Regions from separate parts of the Homo sapiens genome. Here region 2 is linked to region 1. The links are chromatin loops, found by intact Hi-C in ENCODE. Cell type or tissue: GM12878. All regions are shown on one strand. Each heading gives the region's core, and the rest is flanking DNA. Links, peaks and the distances in the headings are about the cores only. Region 1 holds the start of LINC01148 (long intergenic non-protein coding RNA 1148). Region 2 has its middle 130 kb from the start of LINC02309.

Region 1 (8,021 bases), core at 1,534-6,533:
TAAACTATAAAAGCGCTGAGATAAATCTTTGCATGTGCTACAAGGTATAATAATTATGACTGGCTTAAACTATAGACTCATTTGATGTGATCAAGTGATGCCCACGTCTTATAATTGAGGGACATTATTTGCCAAAAACCCCTTCTCAACATGTGCTCCATAATGCACCTGAAGTACCTTCATTATCATAACATGACTTTATGTTTAGCATTACCCTCTTTTCTGGAGTCTTCTTTTAAAATGTTGATATTTCAACAATTAGATAACCTCCCTTCTTGACAGGATATTCCTGACCAATATAGGAAGAAAATAAATTATTTTGTTATGAAAGACAGAAGACAACAATAGCAAACTGCATACTCTACCACTGTATTTAGAATCAGTCTCAAATTTAGCTGGACTTCACATTCATGGATTCAGCTTTACAGGTTATGTAATATTTTGAGATATAAATTCACATTGGAAGACTTGTCATGAATAGACCAAGAATCCTTAATTCAAAGCATCATTTAGAAATGTTAATTTTTGTCAATCAATACTAAATAATCTTCTGGGGTTTCCCTCGGTGATATCCTAACACTCAGTGGATGTCATTTTTATTTTATTTTTAATATCAGTATCATCTATATTCCTCTTTTTTTGGTTCTATTCAACAAACTTTTACTGATCACCTACTATAAGCCAGGTTATCTCTAGATACTTGGATTACAAATATAGATATGTTGTTTCTTCCACCTTGAAGAATTTCAATTTTCTAAGAGGGGGCAATCAGGGGACACAAAATTACATAGACTTCCTAAATGACCATACTTTAAGAGTAAGAGGCACAAAACAAACCAACCAACCAACCACCACCAACAACAAAAAACAAAAACAAAAACAAACACCCATAATTTATAAAGGGTATAGTATTTGGGGAGGGGGTGAAATTGACACTAAAACTTTCTGTGTAAACGGAAAAATGTTGTTTTTAAAACTGTTTTAAAATAGTTTCTGTCTCTTTAGAGGTCGATTTATCTTGGGCAAGCAATAAATACTTTTGCTCTCAGAAAACCGCCAAAACTTATTTTCTTATTAGCTGAGTAGAAAACAAGTACTCACCATTGTGGCTATGGAAGACATAAGCAGGCCAAAGGCATCATTCACCTAAGTAGAGACGAGGTGACAGCGTGCTGTCAGTCCTCACAGCCCTCGCTCCCTCTTGGCGCCTCCTCGGCCTTGGCGCCCACTCTGGCCACGCTTGAGGAGCCCTTCAGCCCGCCGCTGCACTGTGGGAGCCCCTTCCTGGGATGGCCGAGACCGGAGCCGGCTCCCTCAGCCTGCAGGGAGGTGTGGAGGGAGAGGCACGGGCGGGAACCGGGGCTGCGTGCTGCGCTTGCGGGCCAGCTAGAGTTCCGGGTGGGCGTGGGCTTGGCGGGCCGCGCACTCGGAGCGGCCAGCCGGCCCTGCCGGCCCCTGGTAGTGAGGGGCTTAGCATCCTGGCCAGCAGCTGTGGAGGGTGCGCCGGTTCCCCCAGCAATGCTGGCCCACCGGCGCTGCGCTCGATTTCTCGCTGGGCCTTAGCTGCTCCCCCGCGGGGCAGGGCTTGGGACCTGTAGCCTGCCATGCCTGAGTCTCCCCGCCCCGACGACGCCGTGGGCTCCTGCGCGGCCTGAGTCTCCCGGACGAACGCCGCCTCCTGCTCCAAGGCGCCTGGTCCCATCAACCGCCCAAGGGCTGAGGAGTGCGGGCGCACGGCGCGGGGCTGGTAAGCACCTCCACCTGGGGCCCCAGTGGGAGATCCACCAGGTGAAGCCAGCTGGGCTCCTGAGTCAAGTGGGGACTTGAGAATCTTTATGTCTAGTTAAGGGATTGTGAATACACCAATTGGCACTCTGTATCTAGCTCAAGGTTTGTAAATGCACCAATCAGCACTTTGTGTCTAGCTGAGGGTTTGTAAATACACCAGTCAGCACTCTGTATCTAGCTAATCTAGTGGGGACGTGGAGAACTTTTGTGTCTAGCTCAGGGATTGTAAATGCACCAATCAGCACCCTGTCAAAACGGACCAATCAGCTCTCTGTAAAACAGACCAATCGGCTCTCTGTAAAATGGACCAATCAGCAGGATGTGGATGAGGCCAGATAAGAGAATAAAAGCAGGCTGCCTGACCTAGCAGTGGCAACCGTTGGGGTCTCCTTCTGCATTGTGGGAGCGTTGTTCTCTCACTCTGCAGTAAATCTTGCTGCTGCTCATTCTTTGGGTCCACACTGCCTTTATGAGCTGGAACACTCACTGCGAAGGTCTGCAGTTTCACTCCTGAAGCCACCGAGACCACAAACCCACCGGGAGAAAGGAACAACTCCAGACGCGCCGTCTTAAGAGTTGTAACACACACTGGGAAGGTGTGCAGCTTCACTCCTGAGCCGGGGAGACCACGAACCCACCAGAAGGAAGAAACTCCGAACACATCCGAACTTCAGAAGGAACAAACTCTGGACACGCCGTCTTTAAGAACTGTAACACTCACCGCAAGGGTGGTGGCTTCACTCTTGAAGTCAGACCAAGAACCAACCAATTCCAGACACAGAGATATGTTTGCCATACAAATTATTGTTCTGCCGGGTAAATGAAGTTGCATGTATCTTTCAATATAAAATAAGTGCAAATTTTATATGCCTGTTTGGGAAAAATAGTACCTTTGTTTGATTTAAAACACTTTTCTTCTGTTTTTAAATTTTAGACTTTTCTAATGGAGTTGTATATAGCTGTTTTTGAGCAGCTGTTTGTAAATGAGAAGCTGTGATGGAAGAATCTTAGGAAAGTGATGAAGGCTGTTCTTTATTTCAACCCTAAAGAGACTATGAAAAGGAACTAGACTGAGCAAACACTAAACTTGGATTATTGTGTTGTGATGTGATTGTGTCCTTTAGGCCAAAGGCGAATACCCCAACAGTATGATTGGGAGTTGGGTTTCTCCTGAAGGGAATGGCATTTCCTACAATCGATAAACCTGGGAAGAGTTCAAAGATGGGACAGGAAATAAGGAATTGAAACACGCGGCCTGGATTTTTAAACTTCATAGGGGACAGACTCTTTTGCTATTATGTCTACTCAAGGTCGAGTAAACACAGGTGTTCACATGATGATGATGCCTTGGTTGCGTGTAAAAAGACTCAGAATTTAAGTAATTCGAGTAACTAATTACTAGGCCATATCAGGAAATGACTGACTTCCAATTGCCAAATGGCTTGTGGTGCCATCATTTGAACAATCCCAGATTGAGTTCCATTAATTGCAATGATAACAGACAAACCACTGTGTTATGCAATTATGAATACAAGGTCATTGTTGTGATGTCTATAAAATGCCTTAATGTGGGGGATAATCTTCTATGTACCACATTGGTGTTGCCAATACATGTTTCTGCCGCAAAACAGACAATAGACCCAGAGATTCTGTTCCCCAATAAATTGCCACTAGGGGGCAGCAGGAGTTTATTTAATACAAAGTAAAATCAAAAGTATTTTTTTCTTTTCTCTTTTTTTTTCTTTTTGAGACAGAGTCTCGCTCTGTTGCCCAGGCTGGAGTGCAATGGCACAATCTCAGCTCACTGCAAGCTCCACCTCCCGCGTTCACGTCATTCTCCTGTCTCAGCCTCCCGAGTAGCTGGGACTACAGGCGCTCGCCACCACGCCCAGCTAATTTTTTGTATTTTTAGTAGAGACGGTGTTTCCCAGTGTTAGCAGAATGATCTCGATTTCTGACCTCGTGATCCTCCCGCTTCGGCCTCCCAAAGTGCTGGGATTACAGGCGTGAGCCACCGCGCCTGGCCTAATCAAAGTATTTTCTAAAGTACCAATGTTCATACTAGCAGTAACAAAATAGAGGTGTAGTAATGAGTTCTCACTGACTTTTCTCTTTTGCAGATTGGTTTTTAGAAGACTATAAGCAATCAAAATAAGACTAGAAGAAAGTCTTGAAGCACCTTTGACTGTTTTCAAAGAAAGCAGATGGATGATATCTGGATTTGCCTGATGCATCCTAATCTGTACCAAAGAAACTGTATTTCAATGGTTTTGTCTCTTTCTGTGTTACAAGAGCAGCCACTCCACTGCTCTTTCATTCAGTGTTTCCATACAAACCATGTTCTATGTCATTTTCATAATTTTCAAATGACTGAATCTTCAGTTAAGAGAATTATTTGATCTCAGAGACTTAAATCCCTAATCAATGCAGAAAAAAATTTAATAGGAAAGCTTCAGCATAACTTTCATATATTGTAAGGCACAGAATCCTGTTATTTCTCTTCCTGAATGATTCCAAAATTTCCCTCCCCCTCCCGCTTCTACTGCCTAAATTTAAGTCTGTTATCTCTCCCCTGTGTCATTACAAAAGCCTCCTAATTTGTCTCCCTGCAACTGGTGCCTCCTTCATCTGACTCAAGCTCTCCCTGCAGCTAAAGTTTTTGTTAATGCGACTGGATAAGAGTTCTGTCTACTCTCCCTTAGTCTCGTTTGTGGGTCCTTCGTCCTCTTTCTGACCTCAAAATCTCTATCTTCTATGTTAGTCTTAACCAATTTATACTCCTTCCCTAAGGGATATCATATTGTCCAATGGCAGTAGAGACCAGATTAATGTTTTGGACTCTCTTCAGTCCCTGAGTTGTAACATTCGTTTTCACATTCATTTGAATGTTGAATAAGCATCTCAACTTCACAAGTCCAAAATAGATCTCTTGATTTCTCAAGCTCCCACCAACCAGTGCCTCCGGCCTTCTCCATATCTATAAATGGCATCATCCTGACTTTGTTATTCATGCTCAGATCATGACTCTCTCTGCCTGAAAATCCATATCACATTCATTACCAAGTCTTGTCAGTTTTGCCTGCAAAATATTCCCAAGAATCTATCTCTTAATCCTCTGTCACCACCACAACCAATTCTTGCATTGTTCTCACGAAGAAGGCAACAATTAACTCCTAACTCACTTCCCTGCTTCCACTCTTGCCCCAGTCAATCAATTCACACAGAAGATGAATGACTTTTAAAAAATCAAATTGTGTGACTTCTTTGTCCTATACTCTTTAATTATTTCCTACTGGAAAAATTATGAAATGTAATCTTCTGTCCATGCTCGTTAAGACTCTTCATAATATGAACCTATCTCTCTTTCTGACCTTATTTCTTATCACTCTTGTACTTATTCCTTCCACTGTATTCATAGTCATCTTTCCAATCCTTGTACATACAGTACTGTCCCACTTTCAGGCCATTCTACTTGCTGTTCTGTTGGCTCAGAAGCTTCCCCCGACATCTTTTCATGACTTGCTCTTTTATATCCACTTTTGCTTCAGGTCTTTTCTCAGAGAGGCCTTCCCTATACTAGAACTGTCTCAACTAGAACCTCCCGGGATAGCCTGTTGCATTGGTGGTTTCTAATGAAGCAAGGTCCCTGGGGTTCACACACGAATGTGGTCCCTTCCCTTGAAACAGGGCTAACTCTGGGGCTCAATATAATCAACAAGGGAGGTGACACATTGCTGTTTATGGGCCCAAGCCATAAATGGCCTCAAGAGTTCTGCTTTTGTGTTCATTCGTTTAAAAATATGCATAAATCTAGATATGTTCACTCTCCATTTGTGCCTTTCCTACTGCATGTAAATATTCAAATGAAGATTTTTGCATAAAAGTAAAAAAATCTTTTTTCTCCTTTGTGACTGACTACAGAATTGTTAGGTATACTCAGAGATACCGTCTGGCACACACAGGTGTGGCTCATTGGCCTGTTTCTTATTGGTCATTGGTGCCCATGGGTACCAATTACAACATATTCTCATTACCTCTGCCTAGGTTCCATGATATTAATTATCTACAAATAGTTCAGTCTGCCTATAGATCTCTCTAGTCCACCCTTTCTAAGATCAGCAATACATTTCTCTTAGTCAAAATCCAAAAACATTGATTCTCTTTCCTAAACCAGCTACTTCAAGACACACCCTATCCTCCTTCCATACGATTATAACATACTGACCATCTCTTATGTTTCAGAAACATTCTTCTACTTGTACTTTGGAATCCAATGAACTCTCTCTCTCTCTCTTCACTTCCTCTCTTTAGAGTAATCTTCCTTTGGTATATTCAACCTCTCTTTTGTATTGGTTCTTAAGGATGCTCAAATACATACATTCATACATATATATAATATTTCAAATAAATATGTAGAGAAACATAAGTCAACATTTACTCTCCTTCAGGTATCACTTTGACTTGTTATCCATGCAGAATCATGTCTCTCTAAATAAATTTTTCTACCTGCTTCTTCCCACTTCCTCACTTCCCTCACACTTTTCAATCCATTTACCTTTGCTTGTAGTCTTGTCTGTCCATCAAAGCAATACTCACTCTGACCTGTATGTTGCCTGACATTTTTAGTCCTCTATTCCTTATTTCTCAGCACGATTTTAAACTGTGGATTACCGGCTTCTTCTGAAATATTACCATTACTTGGCTGCCATGACATGCTACTGGCGTTTGTTATAATGCATGTATAGCCCATGCTTCTCTGACTCCTTTGTCCACCCAGCCTTCTAGCCTGGGCTGCTTCATTATGGCATTCATCAGAGCTTGATTCTTGGTCCTTGGTCATTTGCTTTTTCTGCACCCTCCCTAGACAATCTTACTCATGTCCATGCAGTTACCACATATATACAGATGACTTCAAAATCTGAAAAACAGTGAGATGACTCCTCCAAACGCCAGCCATGTATCTTAACAGTTACTTTACATATTCCTCTTAATGTCTCAAAGACATTTTAAAAACTTACCAAAATTGAGCATATGCTCTCTACTCCTCAACCCACTTCAATGTTTTTTTTCTTCTTGTTTTTCTTTTCTCAACTAGCACTACCAGACGCCATGCTCTGGATTACCCCTATAACCAACACTAAATACATTGTGTATATACCCTCTCCTTGTAATTGTCAGCATCTTGGATCAAACTAGTATTATTTGTTTGTTGCATTAATTCAAAATCATTCTTACCTATGCACCCCTATGTACTAGGGTTCATCCACAACCTGCTGAGTGATATTTTCCAAATACAAATAGGCATATGTGACAACCCAATTCCTGCTCCTTGCTTAAAACATTCCAATGGCTTCTTAATGCTCTTTGGAAATTTATGAAACTCCCCATGCTTAAAGCTACGATGCTTCATGGTAAGCTGCACCACCTCACTGGTCTCCCTTGTTGCACATGCCCCTCTCTGCTCTAACCCACTGGCCTTGTTTATTCTCTTGCGCTCACTCTGCTCCCACCTGGAGAAGTCCTTTGCCCCACTAGTTCTTCTGATTAGGATGCTCTTCCATCTCTTTTTCACCAGGTTAATTCCTTTTCATTCTTTAGTGACAGTTCCCCTGGATAATTGTCACAGTGCTCTCTGACAAGGACAATTATCTCATTATATACTTTCAGAGCTCTCTATCTCTTTTTCATGCTAAATGTCATTTATACATCGATAATTTGATTAGTATCTTTGCCAATAGAATGCAAAATCTTCAAGGGAAAGGGCAATATTCATTTAAGATTACATCTAAATCCTCAAAGATCAATCAAATACCTGGCACTTAGTAATTGCTCAATTAACAATAAACAGTTAAATGAATGACTTAATGAAGGAAGGAAACATTTTTTTCCTAGTAATTTCACCCTGACAAATACATTACATTACACTGCTCGTTATTCGAGAAAACCTTGGAAATGAGTATACCTGTATCCCAAATATGCTTCTAGAGAAATTATTGATACCAGTACAGAGTTGAATAAGACATTACTGTGAAAGGCTAGATGTTATTAGGCTACATCTTGTCCATCAAGAGGGAATCTAGTGAATTAGGCGGCACGTACCTGGGTGGAAGTGATGGACTAGAGATCCTAAGACACTGTTGACATGCCAGAGACCAGGGTTCCCATAAAGACCAGGGACTGAAAAAAGCAAAACGTCTGGGAGCCAAAAGACCAAAGTAAAGGGTTCAGTCCGT
Region 2 (8,021 bases), core at 1,047-6,046, 440 kb after region 1:
CCCTCCCTCCCTTCCTTCCTTCCTTCTTTCCTTCCTTCCTCCCTCCCTCCCTCCCTCCCTCCCTCCTTCCCTCCCTTCCTTTCTTCCTTCCTTCCTCCCTCCCTCCCTCCCTCCCTCCCTTCCTTCCTTCCTTCCTTTCTTCCTTCCTCCCTCCCTCCCTCCCTTCCTTCCTTCTCTCTTGCTTCCTTTATTTCTTTCTCTTTTTTTTGGATACAGTATTTTTTTTTTCCTGAGACAGAGTCTCGCTCTGTGGCCCAGGCTGCAGTACAGTGGCATGATCTCGGCTCACTGAAACCTCCACTTCCCGGATTCCAGTGATTCCCATGCCTCAGCCTCCCAAGTAGCTGGGATTACAGTATCTTGATGCAGCATCTTGGTGCAGTGTTATGCTGGGATTCATTGCCAAAAATACTTCTTAGAGTAGGACTATGAATAGAAATGAAGTCTTTCTGATAACTTTCGGATGATTTTAGGAATCCAGGCTTAATAAACTTTGTCCTGGAATTAGGACCTGATTGGAAATGAATAAAAAAGCCTCATTAAATAGGCTGTGTCCCTTGTGTAGCTAAATTATGTATTGGACAGCCAAAGAGGCAAGGTGTCCTTTAATGTCAAAACAAATGGTATCAGGAAGTTAAAAAACAGAAAGGTGAAATAGGAAGTTAAAAATTTCCTAAGTGCCTACTTAGTCTATGTATATGTATATAGAAAATAAGGAACTGCCTATGAAATCAAGAAAAAAAAAAGAAAGAAAGAAAGAGGAGGAGAAGGAAAGAGAAGAAAGGGGGAGGGAGGAAAAGAGGGAAGGGGGAAAGATAACCAAACGCTCTCACAGATCATCATAAAATTGGCAACTGGCAAAACCATTCAGGAAGATCATGCAGTTGGATTGATGACTGAACACATTTTGTGACTGAGTCAGTGTTGCTCCTACTATTTCCCCACTCCTGCAGAGAGAGACTGGCGGATGGGTAACAGGAACCGCTCTCTCAGCTTCTGTTTCAGCCAACAGCCAGTATTTGCTGCAAGATGAAGCCTGGCAGGAATCTAACAGGCTAAGCGTGATGGCCAGCCAGACTGCGTGTGAAGCCACTGCCTGAGGATAAATGAGGGGAGGCAACAACCTCTACAACAACATAGTAGTGGCAGCTTGTTCATCACAAGCCGCATCACAACAGATGCAGTGGTAATTAAATTTGGGGTGTGGATCTCAGGCAGTCACTTTCAAATAGGCTGTCAAATTTAAATAGAACCGCATCCAAAGAGTTTCTGCCTGGCCATCTGCATTTGGGAGGGGGTTTTATTTATCAAGACCCAGCAGCCAGATTGCTTTTAGTACCAAGCTTATGGATTCTAATAAGTTTTTTCTGCTTAATTACTTGCCTATTTTACTACAATGACTACTGTGGACTGTGTTCTTTGGAACTGACAAAGCCTTTTGCCCACTATAGTTATTTCCTGATTAAAAATAGGCCATCCAATGTTGTGTGCAAGTTATGTTAATTCACAATAAATATATTTTGTCTTGCATGACCACAGACATTTTCACTGATTATTCCAGAAAGCTTATGTTATTGATAGGACCTATATTATAACTATCCTAGGATAAAGGTGGGTAGATATATGCAGAGCAATGAGACATCTCGCGAGTGAGTAGAAAACAAACTTCTATTCCAGTAATTGTTGAACTATACCATACTGTTTTTCAGTTCATTCCTTTTTTAAAAAAACGTATAACCTTGCCACCAGTAGATTTTGATATCCAAAATAATACCTCAGAGTAATCATTTACGGGAGAAACTCTGGGATGGAATTTTCTATTGCTGTCTACTCAGTCAGCTTTGATGATAAGCCTACTGCAATAAATACTAAACATTCACTTCATTATTATTCTTTTTCCAAATTGGCAGAAAGCCAGCCCTAGATGATATTCCACTTAAATTTCTAACGTTTGTGTAGAATAATATTTGTAATAAATCAGATTATCAATCTTGGTCAGACAATTCACTGCCTAAAACATAAAGCTCCCCAAGGGTCTGAAAGCCAGTAAATCCTAGGTGGAAAATTATCTCATTAAATCTAAACCCAAGTCTACATGAGACAAATGTTTCCAAGCTCTACTTTGCAGTCCAAACATTCCTGGATCCTCCCATGGATGTTGAGATTCCCTCCCCTTTCACCCTTTTCATCTTTCATCTATCGGTAATGTGCATACCCATGCACACACACATGCAAACAACTGATATTCAAGCATAGGGAAGGGCTCAATCTAGACTGCAAAGTTAACTACTAAGAAATTAAAATAATGAAAAGCTCTATCCTATATGAAACATAGAAGCACTAATTAAATAATATGTAAGCACCCAGGACTAAGTATACATGTAGACAGATTTAATGAAGTAATATAATGGTGATCTGGAATTAGTTCTGATCCAAAAAATCTTCCCTCATTTGATTATTATTGGTACCTCATTTATTTAAATGAAGAAGAACTAAAATTTAATGCAAATATAGTTGAGAGTTGCACTTACTGAATTGGCAAATGTTTACTAAACTCTTAACTGTGCAATGAGCAAGATGCTATAAAAACTGTGTGTAAAATATAGGCCTTGATCAGAGCTAGTCCACAATCCTTTTGCAAAGAGAAGGCTCACACACAGTAAATAATGCAAAGCAGAGTGTGACCAAGGATTAAAACTGATTCCTTTATAAATCCTATATAAAAAGATACAATGTGTATCTTTTAAGAAAAGTCTCGTGGAATCTACTTTGGAAATAATGGTTGAAAGATTATCATGAAGGCAACAGATTGGAAAAACCAAGTGATTCCAAAATAATCCAGGGCCTATGGCCACTGAATTTATGTAAAAGAAAAGTCTAGGAAAGAGCCTGAGAAATGGTTTAAATTTGATTAAGAGGTAAGAACATAGCTTTAATAGAATTGTGTCTGGGGTTTCTGGTTAATGAGGAGAGCCATGAGTCATTTTGCTGAGCATGGCTAGCATAGGAGTTTTAAGAAATAAGGGTGTAGTCCATAAAGGAGGGGGATTAATATGGTTTGGCTTTGTGTCCCCACCCAAATCTCATCTTGAATTGTAATCCCCATGTGTCCAGGGAGAGACCTGGTGGGAGGTGATTGGATCATATTTCCCCTTCACTCTCTCTCTCTCCTGCCACCTTGTGGAGAAGGTGTTTGCTTCTCCTAAACTTTCTGCCAAAATTGCAAGTATGCTGAGGGCTCCCCAGCCATGCCGAAGTGTGAGTCAATTAAACCTCTTTCCTTTGTGAATTACCCAGTCTCAGGTAGTATCTTTATAGCAGTGTGAGAATGTACTAATACAGGGATCATTTGATGACAGACATGTTGATGAAATGAATGGAGAGGCAGATGATATTATAAGAAGTGAAACACCAAGCAGAACAGAGAGACCTGTGCAGAAAACTGCCAACAGTCTTAAGTTGAAAATATCCCCTAAATGAGAGACATCTTTTGTCAATACTTCATGTCAAATAAGCTTGGTAATTTTAGTCAGTTATTAAACATCTAACCAACACTGGGCAAATTATTTTCATTGTTTCCTAGAAGATTTTGGGTGAGGAGGCAGGCATGTAGAGTCCACAAAATAACTATAACTACCAAGGAAGGGAGGATTCCAAGAAGACAAAAACACGACTTACTAAAGAGACTAGCAAATTGTACACAGGATTTCATCCATTGCCCAGCAATGGCCAGCTCTGAGGAGAATGATGTTTGTGGCTTCTTTCCTGTTAGAAGAGTTAGACTGAGTTTAAGACAAAAATAGGTATGCTCCTACCTACCCTATAAAATGAACACAAATAATTCAAGGGTGTAGTGAATGAAAATATTCCCACAATAGCAATGTAGAAAGCAAACTATGCTTTAAATCACAGCAGAAAGAACATGCCTTTGAAACTTTAGGCAATTAATTTTATGAGTCAACCTTTATTGAATTCCTATAATGCGCTGGGTTCTTTCCAGTTTTCTCAGAACCTGAGTTGGATATAACATGTATACAGTGTTTACGTTAATAATATTTTCAGAGATAAAGTTGCATTATGTACCTGGAGCATACAGTTGTAAACATTGTGAATAATATATTCATATATTTACTGATTGATATGGTTTGGCTCTGTGTCCCCATCCAAATCTTGTCTTGTAGCTCTCATAATTCCCACGTGTTGTGGGAGGGAACTGGTGGGAGATAATTGAATTATGGGGGCGGGTCTTCCCCATGCTGTTCTCAGATAGTGAATAAGTCTCACGAGATCTGATGCTTTTAAAAATGGGAGTTTCCCTGCACAAGTTCTCTCTCTTTGCTTGCCACCATCCAAGATATGACTTTCTCCTCCTTGTTTACAACCATGATTGTGAGGCCTCCTTGGCCATGTGGAACAGTAAGTTCATTAAACCTCTTTTCTTTGTAAATTTCCCAGTCTTGGGTATGTCTTTATCAGTAGATTGAAAATGAACTAATACACTGATTAAAGCCCTCATTTCTTCCATTTCAGGGCTAATTTTATACAAGTGTTGAAGCATAAGTTTTTTTCATTTAAGCTATCCTTTTAACTTATTGATTTCTTAACTCAGTGGTTCTCATAATGTGTCTGGGATGCACAGCATCAATTTCACCTGAGAACTTGTTAGAGTTGTAATTTCTAGGCCTTCACTCAGGCCAAATGAGTCAGAACTTGGGGGGGTAGAGTCCAGTGATTTGGGTTTTAAGGAGCTTTCCAGGTGATTCAGACACATACTCTAAAGTTTGAGAAGTATTGCATCACAGCCCAAGGCATGGTGAACTCCCAACTTGCTCTCCTTTTATCCTTTAATATTTGTAATCTCTAGGTTGACATATGTGGCTTCATATCTATATGGACTAGGATTTGTTAAGAGCAATTGTACATATATTGTACATTAACATAATTGGTGTATTTGTATATGTATGTTGCCTTTTTGTTTTTTGTTTTGTTTTGTTTTGTTTGAGATGGAGTCTCACTCTGTCATCCAGGCTGGAGTGCAGTGGTGTGTGATCTCAGCTCACTGCAACCTCCACCTCCCAGGTTCAAGCGATTCTCCTGCTTCAGCCTCCTGGGTAGCAGGGACTACAGTCATGTGGCACCAAGCCTGGCTAATTTTTCATATTTTTAGTAGAGACGGGGTTTCACTGTGTTAGCCAGGATGGTCTCGATCTCCTGACCTTGTGATCCACCCGCCTCGGCCTCCCAAAGTGCTGGGATTACAGGCGTAAGCCACCGCACCCAGCTGTATATGTATGTTGTCTTTCCACAGTGAGTTTATGGGCTTTTTGTAGACTGAGACTATTTCCTACTTTGACATAAATTCGTCGTTGTCAACTTGTTTTTGTGCCTCAGCAGACATTTGCCAATGTCTGAAGAAGTTTTTTATGTCATCATGGAGGTAGATGCAACTGGCATCTGGTGGGTAGCATTCAGTGGTGCTTCTAAATGTCCTATAATAAGCAGGATACTGCCCCACCTCAATAAAATTATCTGGCCCTAAATGTTAATAGTGCCAAGACTGAGAAACCCTTATGTAATCTACACTGCTTAGTAGAGAACTACACATGTATTTTGGTGCTAACCATATTATCACCTTTAATGTAAGACTTCCATTTTAGAAAAAGATCCAAGAGTCAACTTATATTCTTTTCTGTATTTATTATATTAGTCCAAAGCTGTATCTGCTGGCCATTAATGGAAAGAGGAGCTTGGACTTGTTGGTATGTACCTGGGAATAGAATTGGGGCATACCCTTTCTGCGTTTCCCTTGGTTCACATATTTGCAAAAAAGAAACAAAATATCCTCAATAAAATTTTCTCAAAACAAAGCTATCTACCGCAAATGAAGCAGACACAATTTATCGAATGAATAAGGAATAATACAATAGTGTCACATTATCTTATTGGTCAATATACATTATATAATTACACAAAGTTTTGTGTAGTGTATTGGAGATAGAAATCTTTGCTAACAATAATGAATTTCATTTGCAAATTTTCAGCCTAGGCTCTTTTGTGCATGTGTGTATAAATGTTACTTAAAAAGAGTTATGTATTATATATAGTAGAGATCTAGATGTTTCCTAAATATAAAATTTTCCCAATGATTAGCATGCCTGATTAGCAGGGTAATTTTGCTTATTGTCCTTATAAATACAGAAGTGATTCGATTTGTAATAATCTGTCCATGCATCATCTCAACTGCAGGTAATTTAGATGCTTCTACAGCTAAGATGGCCCAAGTATCAATGGCTGTCATACCTTTTCATCAAAGATGCCCATTTTAGTTCCACTTCTAGGAAGGACACTAAAAGGAGAAAGATTGGAAAGAAGATCTACCTGTACTTGGTAACTGACTGAATGCAAGGGTTAACTGGAAGAGAATATAAATCAAGATGACATCCAGGTATCTGATTTGGAAATCTAAATAGAAGATTTTTAAATTCCCTGGCAGAGAAACATGAAAGAGAAGATAGTAAACAAATGAAGCCATTCCTTAAATTAACAAAAATACACGTATGGATTAGAGTCTTATTTTCCTTATTACCAGCCTTCCTGTTTCTGGCTAAACATTCCCCAAAGAGAGGAAGGAGAAGAGACAGGAGACAATGAAATGAAATGTGAAAATATTATTCAAAATTTAAAATACAATTTTGAAAAAGATGCCAGCATCCTCAACAACAGTGTATACTTGCATCCACATGAATGAAAGACAAATGCCTCAGGCTGGTTGCTGCTGGGCTTCTGATTACGGGTGCGCCTGCAGGAAAACCTGTGTATTTCAGGACTGTTTATTAATCATCATGGCCAAAAAAGGACACCTAGTCCTGCTTAAGACATTTTCAGATCTCAGCTTTAAGAACAGCCCATTTTCTTATAACAATGTATGAAGAAGACAAGAGTCCCGAGAGTGTCGCTGTCACAGTCTCTACTGTGAACTTGCATGAGGCATATCAGACTGTAGTAAGTGTGTCTACGTCTATATTATCTAGATCTATATTTATATCTGCATCTAGATATCTATAGGTAGACAAAATAACAAAGACACTTCCACTTTTATGGGCATTAGAATTCATAACATACTTAAAACTTCACCTTTATTAAACAGGCAAAAACACTTTTTCTTAAGGACTTGAAATTCCCCTATTTTTGTCTTTTGGAGTCAGATGTTTTGAATAAATCAAGGAGTTCTCATCACTTTCTTAACATTTCAGGTGATCTGCGTTCAGGAAGGCAGACATTGGAGTAAGGTACTGTTATCTTCTACTAACCCCTATGTGAGTGTACCCATGTTTTCTTGTAGCACCTTATCCATAAGCATCTCCATCCACTCTATACCAACTCCCCTGGGAAAGAAGTTTTTCTATTGTTATTATGTAAAGTGCTTTATTTATGATGAATCTTTTACGCAGATGTATTTTATGATGTGGCAGCATCTCATTGTGAAGCAAATATAAGCAGTCGAATAACAGCAGACCACATCAGACTAAAAATCAAAATATGGCACAGAGGGAGGAAGCCTGTCACACTTTTTAAAGAAAAAAAAAAAGAAAATATTCTGGCAGTTTCCAATTTGAACAGTATTGCACAACTGTTACTCAAAGGAATTCTGCCAAAATAATGTATTTAGTTTACTTTGAACCCCATCATTTATCTTCAACCACATAGCTTATTACAAATGGAACACCATGTCTAGAAGGGATAGGATATCCTGATGGCCTATATACTGTAAGTTACTAAAATCCAGACACCACTTCTGCAAATGATATGTTGCACAAATGCAAATGTCACATTAGACTTTCAAGTCCAATGATAATTTGACAAACAAAACCAGCCACAATATTGTGAGGTGCCAAAGTTGATTCCTATCTCTTGTAACTGCCATATGCCTCAGTTTGTTCACTGAGCACTGGCAACATATCCTTTTTGAAAGGACTTTAATAATGAGAAACATAGTTATCCAGTCAAGACTGTGAGACAGG

What was found. Peaks named below come from ENCODE experiments on the same cell type or tissue, not always from the same donor. Only the 100,000 strongest peaks of a DNase experiment are listed, where the experiment ranks them.
Region 2: it touches region 1 in a loop (6-fold over the local background); 10 of 110 quality-filtered maps call a loop at or near these places.

Annotation. Positions count from the first base shown.
Region 1 is chr14:86,899,130-86,907,150 of GRCh38, reverse strand. It overlaps LINC01148 (long intergenic non-protein coding RNA 1148), which reads right to left and starts at 1,373. Exons shown (of 5, transcript NR_038445.1): 1 at 1,102-1,373. In GM12878, for the core only: a CTCF peak has its summit at 3,440 (motif pointing right); no DNase peak of the experiment used is centred there.
Region 2 is chr14:86,457,550-86,465,570 of GRCh38, reverse strand. No RefSeq gene overlaps it. Among named protein-coding and RNA genes, the nearest start is that of LINC02309, 130 kb to the right of the region's middle. In GM12878, for the core only: no CTCF peak of the experiment used is centred there; no DNase peak of the experiment used is centred there.